Regions from separate parts of the Homo sapiens genome. Here region 1 is linked to region 2. A link is a loop called in an ENCODE intact Hi-C map of the cell type or tissue named here. Cell type or tissue: heart left ventricle. All regions are shown on one strand. Each heading gives the region's core, and the rest is flanking DNA. Links, peaks and the distances in the headings are about the cores only.

Evidence for each region. A loop is a pair of places that touch in the nucleus more often than their neighbours do. Peaks named below come from ENCODE experiments on the same cell type or tissue, not always from the same donor. Only the 100,000 strongest peaks of a DNase experiment are listed, where the experiment ranks them.
Region 1: a loop joins it to region 2, with 2.8 times the contacts of the local background. A loop is called at or near these places in 6 of 110 quality-filtered maps.

The regions. Positions count from the first base shown.
Region 1 is chr15:67,969,356-67,977,683 of GRCh38, forward strand. It overlaps the pseudogene LOC100286942. Among named protein-coding and RNA genes, the nearest start is that of PIAS1, 81 kb to the right of the region's middle. RefSeq lists an enhancer at 1-54. In heart left ventricle, for the core only: no CTCF peak of the experiment used is centred there; no DNase peak of the experiment used is centred there; H3K27ac peaks cover 452 bases.
Region 2 is chr15:68,040,830-68,049,105 of GRCh38, forward strand. No RefSeq gene overlaps it. Among named protein-coding and RNA genes, the nearest start is that of PIAS1, 9.3 kb to the right of the region's middle. RefSeq lists enhancers at 4,143-4,663, 4,664-5,183. In heart left ventricle, for the core only: no CTCF peak of the experiment used is centred there; a DNase peak (open chromatin) is centred at 5,102.

The sequences.
Region 1 (8,328 bases), core at 1-8,000, 72 kb before region 2:
TTTTTAAACGCTCTTTATTTTTCTTTTTCATTTTTCATGGCTAATTATAAAGTAACACATGGCCATTTCAGAAAATGTGTAAAGTACAGAAAATGAAAGGAAAAAAAAGCAGAAAGGAAAATCACCCATAAACACATCACCCAGAGGCAACCATTGTTATACATTGTTGTACATTTCCTTTCAGTCTTTTTTCTCTAATTTTTTTCTTGTGCAGCGTAAATTGTATTTTTAATTATGTTGTAATTTTTAATAATTTCATTTAATTGTTTAATAATTAATATTAAACTTAGAATATTAAAGCTAAAGATCTGTCTGATCACCACCCACAGCCCTGGGTTCTTTGATGTATTAATTTTGCAGACCATTTAATTTTTTTCCCACTTATTTACACTCATTTTTCATTTATTTATACCTATTTCATTTATGTAGACCCACAGGAAATGTACAGTGTAATAATAAATGTATATATATATATTATATTGTATATGTGTTTTACACAATGGTATAATGTTTTCTCTGCAATTTGCTTTTTTCTTTTTTGCTCATTTGACACCTATATTATTCGATCTTATGTATAAGCCACTTTGTATCTACCCATTTTGTTCTTGATGAGCATATACATTGGTTCCAATTTTTTGCTACTGTGATAAATTCTACAATGAATAACCTTTGCATGTTCTTCTGCACAGGGGCTAGTGTTTCTCTGGTGGTAGATGCACGGAAGTAGAATTGCTGAATATGCATTTATTTACTTTTAATCCACACTGCCAAATTGCCCTCTAAAGCTACTGCGTATAATGAGCATCCTTGTTAGCTTATAACACTGCTTTGCTTGATTATAAGACTTCACTTTTTTAAAAAAACTTAAATTTTTTAGAATCTACTGAGTGAAAATAATTTATTTTTGTATGATTTTCCTGATTATTAGTATGATTAAGCATATTGTTTACTGGCTATTTAAAAAATTAGTTTATAGAGTTGCTTTATATATTTAGGCCACTATCTTTTTTTCTGTATCTATCACAAGCATTTTCCTCAGTCTGCTGATTATTTTTTAATCTTGTTTGCAATGTCTTTTGACATGCAGAATTTTAAATACTTAATATGGCAAAATTTATGTATTTTCCTTTATAGATTTTTGTTTTTTGTTCAAAAAGATTTGATCTACGTTTTTCACTAATAATTTTAAGTATCTATTTACTTATCTTTTTTTTAAACATTAAAACATTGACTCCATCTGGATTTATTTTGGTGTATGTATGTGATAGGAATCTAATTTTGTTGCTTTGCATATGGGTCGTTAATTGCTTTAATACCAATTATTGAATAGTCTTTTTTCCACTGATTTTGAATACCACCTCTATCATATACCAAATCCCCATATAAACGCAGATCTATTTCCTGACCCTTTACTCTTTTCCATTTATCCATTTATCTCCTTTTCTATTTTTATGCAAATACTACACTGTTTTGACTATTGATTTATAATGTATCTTAACAGCTGATGGGCAATTTACCCACTTTTTCTGTTTCATTGCCTTGGTTCTTCCTGTACATGTATTCTTCCATACGAATTCATTTATGAAGGTCTGTGAAAAGTCTTTTGAGTAATTTGATTGTTATTGCATCAAATTCATACCTAGATTTTGAGAAATGTATCTCGAATATAGCGTCTTTCTATCCAAGAATCTGACATGTTGATTTATTGGGTCTTTTAAAATGTGTTTTAGTCAAGTTTAAAATCACCTTCATAAAGATCTTTTACTAAAATTTTTCCTAAAGACTTTATAGTCTTTGTTACTATTGTTTTTTTCCAATTACATTTTCTCATAGCTTATACTTGTAAGTAGAAAGGCAATTAATTTTGGTACATTGGTACTATTAATTCTGACAGTTTGTTCATTGGTTCTTTTAGGTCTTCTAGAGAAGGCAACCAAATCTCATCTGTATATAATTAATGCTTTGCTTTGTCTTCTTCTCTTCTAATATTTATATGTCTATTTTGGAGGTAATCTTATTGCATGAAGTTGGGTATGATGAAGAAGGGGAATAGTGGGTATTCTAATCTTGCTCTTGACATTAATGAGAATACATCTAATGATGTACCTTGTTAGTAGGCTCAGTGCTGTAACAGAAAACTCCAATACCTCAATGGCCAAACACAACATACTGGATTAAGGTGGGCCCTAAATCCAATATGACTGGTGTTCTTATAAGAAAAGAGAAATTTGGACCCTGAGACAGACACACAGGGAGAATGCCATGTGATGACTGAAGCAGAGATTGGAGTGATGTGTCTATAAGCCAAGGATTGCTGGCAATCATCAGAAGACAGTAAGAGGCTAGGAAGCCACCTCCTTCAGTGAGAACATGGTGTCACCAACACTTTGATTTCAGTTCTAGCCTCCAAAACTATTAGACAATAAATGTCTATTGTGTTAAGCCACACAGTGTGTGGTAATTTGTTATGGCAGCCCTAGGGAACCAATGCAAAAGCTAAGTTAATTCATCATTAGTCTTTCTTGCTTTATAGTAAGTGCAAGTAAGTTTATATATTTCCCTGAAGACTACTTTAACGTCATCTTAAAGTAGTACTTCAGTTAATTCTAATTTTATTGTAGTTTTTTGTCAACTCATTAATTATTTAGACCTGTGTTTTAAAACTTCTCGGTGTATACAAATTTCTAGCCATCTTCCTGTTGTTGTTGACATAAAATTTTATCATTAAATGTTTTATATTATTTCACTTTACTTACTTACTTATTTTTTGAGATGGGGTCTTGCTATGTTGCTCAGGCTGGACTCAAACTCCTGGGCTCAAGCAATCATCCTACCTCCTCCTCCTAAGTAGCTGGGACTGTGCCCAGCTATATCACTTAAAAAATTTTTTTGGAACTTACTGTGCAGTTAAATACTTAGTCAATACTTAGTCAATTTTTATAAATGTTCCATTTGTATTTGTGAAGAATGTACATTTTCTATTCAAAGTTCTACATATATCCATTACATTGACAGGTCGTCTGTTCTTTGCTGTGTTAAAGACTAGCTAATTGATGAACAAACTTGTTCCCCTTCCTCCTGGGCACACAACTAGGCTACATTTCCTGGACTTTTTGCAATTAGATGTGGTCTTGTACTGAGTTTTGGCCAATGGAGCATGAGCAGAAATTATGTGTGCCACTTCCAGGCCCAGCTTACGTGTGTTTCTCCTTTCTGTCTGTCACTATGAATGCCAAGATCTCAACACACAGAGTGACCTTGGCAACTACATGTTGAAGGTGGCAGAGTTTCTATCAGCTTGAATTCCTGGCAGAGACCCTTCCTCCGTGCCCCACAACCAAACATTGAACTTTACGTGAAAAAGAAATTAACCTCGATTGTCTAAGTGTTCAGCTACTCTTAGTTAAAAGTTTATTTGCTACAGTTGCTAGTGTGACTTAAACTAATACTGTTTTGCTCTTTAGATACTCTATACTTTTTTGTCTTCTTGATTTGTCAGTGTCTGATGAATGTGTGTGAGTCTCTCAATATAAATATAGGTCTAGGCTGGGCACAGTGGCTCATGCCTGTAATCTCAGCATTTTGGGAGGCAGAGATGAGAGGATCACTTGAACCCAGGAGTTTGAGACCAGACTGGGTAACAAAGTGAGACCCCATCTTTACAAAAACTAAAAAATTAGCCAGGTGCAGTAGTCTGTGCTTGTAGTCCCATCTACTTGGGAGGCTAAGGCAGGAGGACCCCTTGAGCCCAGGAGTTCAAGGTTATAGTGAGGTATGATCATGCCACTGTACTCCAGCCTGGGTGACAGAGCAAGAATCTGTCTAAAAAAAAAAAAAAAAAAAAAAAGACCGGGCACGGTGGCTCACACCTGTAATCCCAGCACTTTGGGAGGCCGAGGTGGGTGGATCACCTCAGGTCAGGAGTTCAAGACCAGCCTGGCCAACATGGTGAAACCCCATCTCTACTAAAAATACAAAAATTATTCGGGCATGGTGGTGTGTGCCTGTAATCCCAGCTACTCAGGAGGCTGAGGCAGGATAATCGCTTGAACATGGGAGGCAGAGGTTGCAGTGAGCTGAGATTGCACCACTTTACTCCAGCCTGGGTGACAGAGTGAGACTCCATCTCAAAAAAAAAAAAAAATACACAGACACACACACACACACACACACACACACACACACACACACAGACACACACAGACACACACAGCTATATGATTCCAATTGTATACAAATTATAAATTATTTAGTAATTCATAAACTCTTGCTGTATATTTCAAAGCTATGTTGTTAGATATGTAAACTCGTGTTATAATTTTTTGGAAAAGTATTCCTTTTATCAGCATGAAAATTATTTTTGCTGATATTTGCCAGGTTTTAACCATTTTATTTATTCATGTTTTGGAAGCACCAGGGTCCACTAAGACATTTTATTTATAGGTATGTATTACACCCCTAGAAAAAGAATCCCAGGATTTTCCCTCAAATGTGTTATTGTCTTGCTTTTTCTTATGGTCCATGATGCCAGCTGAGGTTGTTAGTACAATGAATTGAAACTGGTGGGATGAAAGCAGGTTATTCTGCCGTTTTTCTAGATCTTTGAGTTGGACATTGATATGGTTTGGATGTGTGTCCCGCTCCAAATCTCATGTTGAAATGTGATCTGCAGTGTTGAAGGTGGGGCCCAGTGGGAGGTGTTTGAGTCATGGGGGCAGATGACTTAAGAATGGCTTGGTGCCCTCCTTGCCATAAGGAGTGAGTTCTGGCTCTGAGAGTTCATCGAGATGGGATTGTTTAAAGGAGTGTGGCCCCCTCCCTCCATCCCTTGCTTCCATTCTTGCCATGTGATGTGCCTGCTCCCACTTCACCTTGTGCCATGAGCGGAAGCTTCCTGAGGCCTTCACCAGAAGCAGATGCCGGTGCTATGCTTCTTGTACAGCTTGCAGAACTGTGAGCCAAAATAAATCTCTTTTCTTTATATATTACCCAGCCTCAAGTATTTCTTTATAGCAATATGAAACGGACCAACACACATCAAATCTGGGGCTGATCACTCCACACTTGTTTAACCTGCCTGTGAGGTTCACTATTTTCTCAGCTCTGTGATCATCAATGGTTTCAAATCACCAATGTAGCCATGCTTCATTATCACAGTTAGAAACTGGATGATGACTTTGGAGAACGGCCTAATAAGAACCTGGCATTTACTCCTCTTCTCAGCATTGTTGATGCTCTTGAGAGCATCAACCAGGACATTCATGTGCACCATTATGGCTGCTGGGTAGCCTCACCCTCCCAAGCTCCCAGTAAAGCCCCAGCAATGAGAAGCTGCACTGCCCACCTGGCCACAAATCCCCAGTGCTGCCTGCCCCAGGCCAAGGCACTGTCTTAGTTGCTAAGAGGAGCCAGGCACTGCAGTATAAGCCTGGGCTACCGCCTTTCTGGGCGGTTGAAAGTTCCAGCTCTCACCAGTGCTGCAGCCTGCACTTCATGGACCCGGGTCCCCAGAATGTGGAGCATGGGGTGTCTGGACATGGCTCTCCTCTATGCCTGTCTAGGGCCCTGCAAGGCCAGGATTCCTGCCCAGTGGGGCCCAGTGTCCTTGAAGAGCACTGAACCTGAGCCTTAGATTGCAGGATGGTGCCAATGACTGATGATCTTAACCATTTTGAAGTGTAAAGTTCAGTGGCATTAAATACATATGCATTGTTGCACAGCCATTACTACCATCCATTTCCAGAAAGTTTTCATCTTCCCCAACTGAAACTCTGTACCCATTGAACGCTAATTCCCCATTTTCCCCCTCCTGCCCTCCCAACTGCCATTTTACTTTTTGTCTCTATGAATTTCACTACCACATATAGATGGAATCATACAATATTTAGCCTTTGTGCCTGGCTTATTTCACTTCGCATAATGTCTTCAAGGTTCATTCATGTTGTAGCATGTGTCAGTTCTTCATTTTTTTTGCTGAATAATATTCTATTGTAACATTCTTTTCTTTAAAAAAACAACAGGTTGGGCTGGGCGCGGTGGCTCACACCTGTAATCCCAGCACTTTGGGAGGCCGAGGCAGGGGGATCACAAGGTCAGGAGTTTGAGACCAGCCTGACCAACATGGTGAAACCCCGTCTCTACTAAAAATACAAAAATTAGCCAGGCGTGGTGGTGCGTGCCTGTAATCTCAGCTACTCGGGAGGCTGAGGCAGGAGAATCACTTGACCCTGGGAGGTGGAGGTTGCAGTGAGTTGAGATCACACCACTGCACTCCAGCCTGGGCAACCGAGCGAGACTCCATCTCAAACAAAAAAAAGGTTTATTAAGATACAATTCACATACCATAAAATTCACCCTTTTAAAGTATCTAATGATGGCCAGGCACAATGGCTCACACCTGTAATCCCAGCACTTTAGGAGGCCGAGATGGGCAGATCACTTGAGCCCAGGAGTTTGAGACCCAGCAACATGGAGAAACCCCGTCTCTACCAAAAATACAAAAAAATTAGCTGGGTGTGGTGGTGTGCACCTGTAATCCCAGCTACTTGGGAGGCTGAGGTGGGAGGATTGCTTGAACCCATAAGGCAGAGGTTGCAATGAGCCTTGATTGAGCCACTGCACTCCAACCTGGATAACAGAGTGAAACCCTGTCTCAAAAAAATAAATAAAATTTAAAAATTAAGTATATATTGGGCATTTTTTCATACATTTACAGAGTTGTCCAACCATTACCACTATCTAATTTCAGGACATTTTCATCACCCCTGCAGCCATTAGCAGTCACTTCTCATTTTCCCCTCCCTCCAGGACCTGGCAATCATTAACGTATTTTCTGTCTCTGTGGATTTTCCCCTTCTGGACATTTCATGTAAATGGAATCATACACAGCTGGGCATGGTGGTGTGCACTGGTGGTCCCAGCTGAGGCAGGCAGATTCTTGGAGCCCCAGAATTTCCAGGCTGTAGAGCGTGATGATCATGCCTGTGAACAGCCACTGCACTCCAGCCTTGGCAACATGGTGAGACACTGTCTCTGAAATAAGTAAATAAATAGGGTCGTACAATATATGGCCTGTTGTGTTTAACTTGTTTTGCTTATAATATTCCCAAGGTTTACTTGTTATAGCATGTATCAGTACCTCATTCCTTTTTATTGTTGAATAATATTCCATTGTATGAGTATACCACATTTTGTATATCCATCTACCAGCCAACGGACATTTTAGTTGTTTCCAATTTTTAGCTATTATGAATAGTGCTGCTATGAACATTTGTATACAGATTTTTGTGTGAACATATGTTTTCACTTTTCTTGGGTATGTACCAGGAGTAGAATTGCTGGATTATATAGTAACTCTATGTTTAACATTTTGAGGAACCGCCAAATAGTTTTCCAAAGTGGCTGTACTATTTTACAATTCCATCAGCAATGTATGAGGGTTCCAATTTTTCCACATCCTTGCCAATACTTTTTATTGTCTATCTTTTTTATTATAGCAAGCCTGGTGGGTGTAGTGAGGTGCCTCATTGTGGTTTTTATTTGCATTTCCCTAATGACTAATGTTGAATTCTTTTCATGTGCTTATTAACATTCATTTTTAATGCACATATGCAAGTATATTTTAAAGAACTAATTGGTATCTATGTCTTCACTGTCAAAAGACAAAATTACAACAAATTTAGTTTAAACATCTTAATTGGCTTTATTCGCATTTCTAGAATCAGGCAACACTTTATTCCACAAAATAGAATAAGTATTCTGATGAGCTGAGCAGAAGAGGTTGGTTTTTATAGGCAGAGAAGAGCTGAAGAAACCAGAAACAAAGAATGAAAAGTGGACTGGTAATTTCACAAAGTTACTTTTTTTGTAAGGCAGGGACAGAGAGAAAGAATAGTGGAAAGGTAACTGATTGGTTAACTTCAGGTTACTTTTTTGGTAGGGATTAAAGTGGAGGGAACTTCATTATCAGCTGATTGTAACTGGCCTATTTGGGGAATTGGCTGTTATCTCTCTCCTCTTGTTACCAAAAGGTAACAGGTCTAGGTCCTTGGTCTAGGTCCTGCTGCTCACAGCACAGAAAGCCAATGACTGAGGCAAAAAGTGTTGCCAAGAAAGAAGGATTTAACTGAGAGCTTCAGCTGAGGAGAAAGGAGATCAGTCTCAAATCCATCTCCCTGATTGACTAAAATTAGGGGTTTATATAACAGGGAAGAAATGTAACCACAAGTGGGAAAACAGGAACTTGGGGTAAGGACACAATCATGATGAATGAGGGGCCTGTCATCTCATTGTCTGAATACTATGATCTCTTGAGTTTCATTTATTTGA
Region 2 (8,276 bases), core at 277-8,276:
AGTGTTATTAATAATAAACTAGCCAAGAGAGAAATAAGAAAGGTAATTCCATTTACAATAGTGACAAAAAAATATACCTAGGAGTAATTTAACCAAGGAGGTGAAAGATCTCTGCAAGGAAAACTACAAAGTACTGATAAAAGAAATTGAAGAGTACACAACCAAATGGAAAGACATCGCATCTCATGACTGGAAGAATTAGTATCATTAAAATGACCATACTCTTTAAAGCAATCTACAAATGCAGTGCAATCTCTATTAAAATATCAACATCATTTTTTCACAGAATTAGACAAAGCAATTTTAAAATTTGTGTAGAACCAGGAAAAAAAAAAAACACCTGAATAGCCAAAGCAATCATGAGCAAAAAGAACAAAGCTAGACGCAGATATAGTAAACAAAACAGGATGGTATTTGTATAAAAACAAACACATAGACCAATGCAACAGAATAGAGAATCCAGAAATAAATTTGCATGTTTACAGACAACTGATTTTCAACAAAGGCACCAAGGTCATACATTGGGGAAAGGTCAGTCTCTCCAACAAATTGTACTAGTAAAATTGGAAATTCATATGCAGAAGAATGAAACTGGACCCCTATCTCTCACCATATAGAAAAATCAACTTAAAATAGATTAAAGACTTAAAGGTAAGATCTGAAACTATTAAAATACTAGAAAAAATATAGAGAAAACACTTCAGGACACTGGTCTAGGCAAAGATTTCATGGCTAAGACCTTGAAAGCACAGGCAACAAAAAGAAAAATAGACAAATGGGACTTTATTAGACTAAAAAACTTTGACACAGCAAAGAAAACTATCAACAGAGTGAAGAAACAGCCTGTTATAAGGGAAAAAATATTTGCAAACTATTCATTTTTCTAGAGACTAATATCCAGAATATACAAGGAACTCAAATAACAATCAATCCCATTAAAAAGTGGGCAAAGGCTGGGTGTGGTGGCTCATACCTGTAATCCCAGCACTTTGGGAGGCCGAGGCAGGTGGATCACAAGGCCAGGAGATTGAGACCATCCTGGCTAACACAGTGAAACCCCATCTGTACTGAAAATACAAAAAATTAGCTGGGCATGATGGCATGCACCTGTAGTCATGGCTACTCAGGAGGCTGAGGCAGAAGAATCACTTGAACCCAGGAGGCAGAGGTTGCAATAAGCTGAGATTGCACCACTGTACTCCAGCCTGGGCGACAGAGCAAGACTATGTCTCAAAAAAATAAAAAATAAGAAGTGGGCAAAGGACATGAAGAGCCACTTCTCAAAAGAAGACATACAAAATGCCCTCTGTCTCAAAAAAAAAAAAAAAAGTTACTTAAAGTCTGTGTCTAGTAAGTCTAACGTCTGTGCTGCCTCAGCGATGGTTTCTGTCAATTTATTTTTCCCACTGCTTTCCTATTTCTTTGTATGCTTTGTGGGTTTTTGTTGTTGTTGAAAACTGGACATTTGACTATTATAATGTGTTATCTCTGGAAAACAAATATTTACATTCCCTAGAGTTTGCTGTTCTTGATTGTTGATGGCTTAACTTTTGTACAGCCAGGGTTTTTACCGAAATTTCCCTGAACATGGGGAACTTAAAAAACAAACAAAAAACTTTTTCCAATCTTTGCATCTGAGTTTTTGCAGGAGCACCCCTTTAACACTTAATAAGGCCATTTGAAATTCTTCCTCAGCAGTCATTTCCTGGTTGCACTGAGTCTATATATCAACCAGTGGTGGAATCTTAGGCTGTTCTCAGTTCTCTGAACATGCATCCTGTCCCAGACATGTGTGTTGCTTTCTAAGTTGCCCTATATACAGAGCACTTTTGAATTTGAATGCCCTAATTTCCCAACAATTCTCTCTCCCTGGCTTTTACTCCCAGGCTTTAGGAAAGTTATTCTATGTACCAACTGTACTCTTCGGCCCCAGGCAGTTGCAGTTTGTTTGTTTGCCTTACAATGTTTAAACAACGCCTGCTGCTTTTCTACAGTGGGTTACAGTGTGAAAACAGAAATGAGCACTTTGTTTCAGTTTTTCAGGTAACACCCAGGCAGGTTAGAATAGACATACCTAATAATTGTGTATAAAGTTGGCTCTGCTCTCTATAAACAAGGACCGGAGTCCCACCCTGGGAAGGTGGGCTGCTGTCGCTAAGACTGCTATTGAGTCAGGGAAGGGTTCATAAAGTTTTCTTTCCATTTTCAAGTTGCCTTAGAAAAAAAATTGGCTGGGCGTGTTGGCTTACCCTATAATCAGAGCACTTTGGGAGGCTAAGGCAGGAGGATTACTTGAGCCCAGGAATTCAAGACCAGCCTGGGCAATGTGATGAAACCTTGTCTCTAAAAACATAAAAAATTTAAAAGGTAATAAATAATTTTTTAAAATGAGCATTTGCTTGGTTGCTGTAAATCTTTAACTATTTCCCAAAGTTCTGATAAAGTTGCTCTGACAATTTCTGGTTATTTGTTCAATATTTCTGTGGCGGTGTGAAAGTTTGTAGCTGCCTATTTCTCCATTTTGCTGATGTCCCTCTCTCCACAAATTCGGACATATTGCATCTTCATTATGCACACACACACACACACACACACACACACACACACCCCTAAAAAAGTAATAATAATGTAATTATAGAGATGGAGAACAGGCTAGTAGTTCTCTGGGAATTACGGATGGGTAGAGAGGATGGGTGTTATCGATGTCAATGTTTCAATATATGCAATATATGTATGTACATATATACATACACACATATATGTATACACACATAAACACATACACATATGTATACTTTTCATATATGTACACATACAGATGTTCCTCAGCTTAAGATGGGATTACGTTCAGACAAACCCATCATAAACTGAAACTATCTCAAATTGAAAATGTATTTAATCCACCTAATCTACCAAACATCATAGCCTACCCTAGCCTACCTTAAATGTGCTCAGAACACTTATATTAGCTTACAATTGGGCAAAGTTGCCTAACACAAGCCTATTTTATCATAAAGTGTTTAATATCTTATGTGTTAATTTATTGGATAGTTTTTGAAAGTGAAAACAGAATGGTTGTATAGGTACTTGAAGTATGGTTTCTACTGAATGTGTATTGCTTTTTTTTTTTTGAGATGGAGTCTTGCTCTGTCGCCTGGGCTGGAGTGCAGTGGTGTGATTTCAGCTCAGTGCAACCTCCACCTCCTGGGTTCAAGTAATTCTCCTGCCTCAGCCTCCCCAGTAGCTGGGATTACAGGCACATGCCACTGCGCCAAGCTGAATTTTGTATAAAAATACTACTAAAAAGTAGAGACGGGGTTTCACCATGTTGCCCAGGCTGGTCTTGAATTCCTTATCTCAGATGATCCACCCACCTCGGCCTCCCAAAGTGCTGGGATTACAGGCATGAGCCACTGCGCCTGGCCAAATGTGTATTGCTTTTGCACGGTGGTAAAGTTTTAAAATTGTAGATCAAACCATTGTAAGCTGGGGACAGTCTATATACACCTACTTTTTATTTTGAAATAATTGTAGAGTCACCTGCAAGAGAAATGTACAGGGAAGTCACATGTACCCTTCTCTCAGTCTCCTGCAATGTTAACATCCTATGCAACTATAATACAATATCACAACCAAAAAATTGGCATCAATATCACCCATCCTTTCTACCCTTCCCTAATCCCCAGAGAATGACTAGCCTGTTCTCTATCTCAATAATTATGTTATTATTATTATTATTTTTAGACACAGGGGTCTTGCTATGTCGCCCAGGTTGGTCTTGAACTCCTAGGCTCAAACGATCCACCTGACTCAGCCTCCCAAAGTGCAGGGAGTATGGGTGCAAGCCACCAAGCCCAGCCTATGTCTATAATTATGTTATTACATGATTGTTACATAAAGGCAATAATGTACTATGTATTCTTTTGAAATTATTTTTTTTAACCCAGCATAATTTCCTAGAGATTTATCCAAGGTGTTGTATTGTTTTTTCATTGCTGATTAGTAGTCCATGGTATGTATGTATCGCAGTTTTAGCCATTTATTCATCAAAGGAGATTTGGGTAGTTTCCAGTTTTGGACTCATAAATACAGCTGCTATGAACATTCTTCTACAAACTTCTGTGTGAAAATGTCATTTCTCTGTCTAAGGGTGCAAATGCTGAGTTGTACAATAAGTACATCTTGTTTTCAAAGGAAGTACCAAACTATTTTCCATAGTGGCTGTACCTTTCCTACCAACATGCATGTTGGTATTCATATCTAAGTGTGTGATCCATATCTAAGAAGACTATGTCTAACTCAATAACATAGGGATTTTCATCTAATAATTTTTTAATTTTAATTTTTAAATTCAGGTCTATGATTCATTTTGAGTTTTTTCATTTTTTTTTTTGTATTGGCTGAAGGCCACAATAATCTTAGGGTCCCATGAAAATGCTTTAAATCTTTTCAAATAATAAGAACAAATTAAGTGCAATTGATGGCAGCAGCGGGCTGTCCACGGCGGTCGCTGTCATCAGGTCAGCTGCTGTGGGGAGGGTGCCAGGAGGAGGCAGAGCTGGGCTGGAGTAATGCTGTGCTCCACAGAGCCAGCAGGAGCCAGGGTAAGCGAGAGCCCCCCCGCCAAGCCTGCCACGTTGGGTGCCACTGCAATGGGGCTGAGCTGAGCCACCTGCCAGCAGGGAGCAGCATGGTTGGGCACAGAGGGGTGGGCAGAGAGGGGCCCAGTAAGGACCTGGAGCTGCAAGGAGGCATGGCCAGGGCTGCCTGCATGCTGCTCCACAGAGTAGGCAGGCGGGAGTCCTACCCTCCCAGGCACAGGACCTGGGCATCTCTGCAGTCTGCACCCTTGGGGTCCTGGGAAAGTCCCCCTCCCCCCTCAGGCTTGGGGGGTGTCTGCTCCTGCTGCCTGGCCTCTCCCTGCCCCTGGTGCCTGCTCCAATCTCAGAGCAGGGTTGGGGCTGAGCCCAGGCACTGTTACAGTCTGGCCAGGTGTGTGCACACTTGGAGCAGAGCTGACACACCAGCCCCCTGCTGTCTTGGTCCTTTCCGGAATTTGGGCCCCAAGGAGCTCTGGGGGGAAGCCGAGGGGCGCCTGAGGGCAACCCAGCACTGGCCTACAGGTGCCCTTTTGCACAAGCAGCCTGGGCACCATGGATGGTGGCAGGAGGCAGATCGGCTCCTGGGTGGAAGAGGACAGGTTACTGGTGAAGCCCCACCTTCAGGCCAGGCTGCTAGTACTGCTGACTGGAGTGGGAACTTGTGGTGCCTTTTCCAGGCCCTCCCATGGCCGCCCACAGACCAATTGGCAGCACTTCCTCCCATCTGAGGCCCATAAAAGCCCTGGGCTCAGCCAGAGCACTGCAGATGATGAGACGTCCAGCTGCAGAGAGGAGCTACCCTCTCTGCTGATAGCTGAACACTTGTCAGGATGGCTAGCTGCAGAAGGAGCTACCCTCTTTGCTTCTAGAACTCAACACTTGTTGGGATGACTTGCCTAGCAGAGAGGAGCCATCCCCATCTCGCCACCTTGCAGGCGAAGAGGAGGAAAGAAGAGCTGTGGCCCTTCGGGGAGCTCAGACCTGGGAGCTCTTCAAGCCAGGGCTGTCACTCCCTCCTTGGAGCCCTTCGGTTCCTGGTGTCTCCAAGCTTCCAGGCACCACCATGTTCCCTGGTGCCAGGAATGGAAGCTGCTTGCATGTGCCTGGTCCAGCTGCAGCCTTGCAGAGAGCCAGCGTGCAAGCTGGCACCTAGAATTGCTCACCCTGCTGAGGCAGCCGGCATGTCTGACTGCACAGTTGGACTCCATGCTCACTCACACACCCCTCACCCCTCACCCCTCACCACTTCATGCAGTCTCCCTCGGCAGGGGAGGGATCCTGGTTGGTAGTGTGAGCCGAGCGCAGCCTGCAAAGCCAAGTGGGCAGAGTGAGCCCAGCGGGCCTGAGCAAAACTTGGACAAAGGTGCCACTGGCCACAGAGGTTTCCAGCCAAAAACCAACACCCCAAAGATCCACTAACATAATCAGTTGGGATTACATTTGTATTTATAGCAACACAGTTTTAAAACATAATTTTTTGGGCTTGGTGGCCTGTGCCTATAATCCCAGCTATTGGGAAGCTGAGGTGGGAGGATCACTTGAGGTCAGGAGGTCTAGACCAGCCTGGGCAACATATGGAGACCCTCTCTTTAAAAAAAAAGTGAAATATAGGCCAAGCACAGTGGCTCACGCCTGTAATCTCAGCACTTTGGGAAGCTGAGGCAGGCGGATCACCTGAGGTCAGGAGTTCGAGACCAGCCTGGCTAACATGGTGAAACCCTGTTTCTACTAAAAATACAAAAAATTAGCTGGGTGTGGTGGTGCGTGCCTGTAATCCCAGCTACTTGGGAGGCTGAGGCAGGAGAATCATTTGAACCTGGGAGGCAGAGGTTGCAGTGAGCCGAGATTGTGCCATTGCACTCCAGCTTGGGCAACAAGAGTGAAACTCTGTCTCAAAAGAAAAAAAAGAAATATAGTTTTTTTTTTGGCAGGATGTGGTGGCTCACGCCTGTAATCCCAGCACTTTGGGAGGCCGAGGCGGGCAGATCACTTGAGGTCAGGAGTTTGAGACATAACAAGCCTCTTTTCATAACAAGCCTCTTTCAATCACACCTAATGAGGTGACATGGAGTGGGGCCCCTAAATGGCTTTAGGATGGGTGCTGGTCCCCACAAAATTAGAAGGTGGGGCCGGGGATGGCAAGACCCTGTCTCTACTAAAAATACAAAAATTAGCCAGGCGTGGTAGTGCACACCTATAATCACAGCTACTAGGGAGGCTGAGGTAGGAGAATTGCTTGAACCCAGGGGACGCAGTTGCAGTGAGCCGAGATGGCACCACTGCACTCCAGCCTGGACGACAGAGTGAGACTCTGTCTCAACAAAAAACAAAGAAACAAAAAGAGCAAATATAATTAAATTTTTTAATAGAAGAATGTACCTCTGATGTTCTTCCTGACACTAAATACATGGTGACTTTCCACACCAATTCTTCAATTCTCTGTCAGCAACTGGGTGGCCTACAAGTCATTTCAATTCTGACGTCAACTCCAGGAGTTAGTTCAGATCCCACAAATTAATGGCTCAGTCCCACAAGGATACCCTCCTTCAGACACCAGTCACAAGTTCCTTAGGCCACCTGCACTCCGACTGACCAGCTGTGAAGTCAAGGCTTCCTATAATTCCTTCCTCATGGTGAATAATTCACTAGAATGACTCACAGAACTGAGGAAAATGTGTTTCTTACATTTACTAGTTTATTATGAAGGATGCCACTCAAATAACTGAATGGAAGAGATGCACAGGGCAATGTAAAGGGGGACTATGCAGAGCTTCCGTGCCCTGTTGCTCTTCCCCACAGTACTCTCGTGTGTTTGCCAGTGCAGAACCTCTTCTATCTCTTGTTGAAGAATTTATAACTCAATCACCAGCCCCTTCTTCTCCCTGGAGGTAGGGCATGGGGTGAGGCTGAAAGTTCCCACTTTTCAATTATTTTGGGGGTGGAAGGAGGAGGTCTCTCTCTGTTACCCAGCCTGGTGTTCAATGGTGTGAACACAGCCTACTGCAGCCCTGACTTCCTGTGCTCAAGCGATCCTCCCACCTTGGCCTCCCAAAGTACTGGGATTACAGGTGTGAGCCACCATACCCAGCCCCCTTCTAATTTTGTGGGGATCAGCACCCATCCTGAAGCCATCTAGGGGCCCCACTCCATGTCACCTCATTAGGTGTGATTGAAAGAGGCTTGTTATGAAAAACAAAAGATACTCCTGTTAGAAAATTCCATGTGTTTTAGGAGCTCTGTCTCAGGAACGAGGGACAAAGCCCAAATACAGTTGATCTTTGCACAACCAGGGGATTAGGGGAGCTGACCCTTCACACAATAGAAAATTTACGCATAACTTTCACTCCCCAAAAACTTAATTATTAATAGCTTACTGTTGACAAGAAGCCTTACCAATAACATAAACAATTAGTACATACATTGTATATTATATGTGTTATGTATTGCATTCTTAGAGTAAGCTAGAGAAAAGAAAATGTGATTACAAAAGTCATACGGAAGATTGTTCATTAAGCAGATGTGGATCATTATAAAGATCTTCATCCTTGTCTTCACATTGAGTAGGCTGAGATGGAGGAGAAAGACCAGGGGTTGGTCTTGCTGTTTCAGAGGTGTCACAGGCAGGGAAAAAAGCCACCTACGAGTGGATCTGCGCAGTTCAAACTCGTGTTGTTC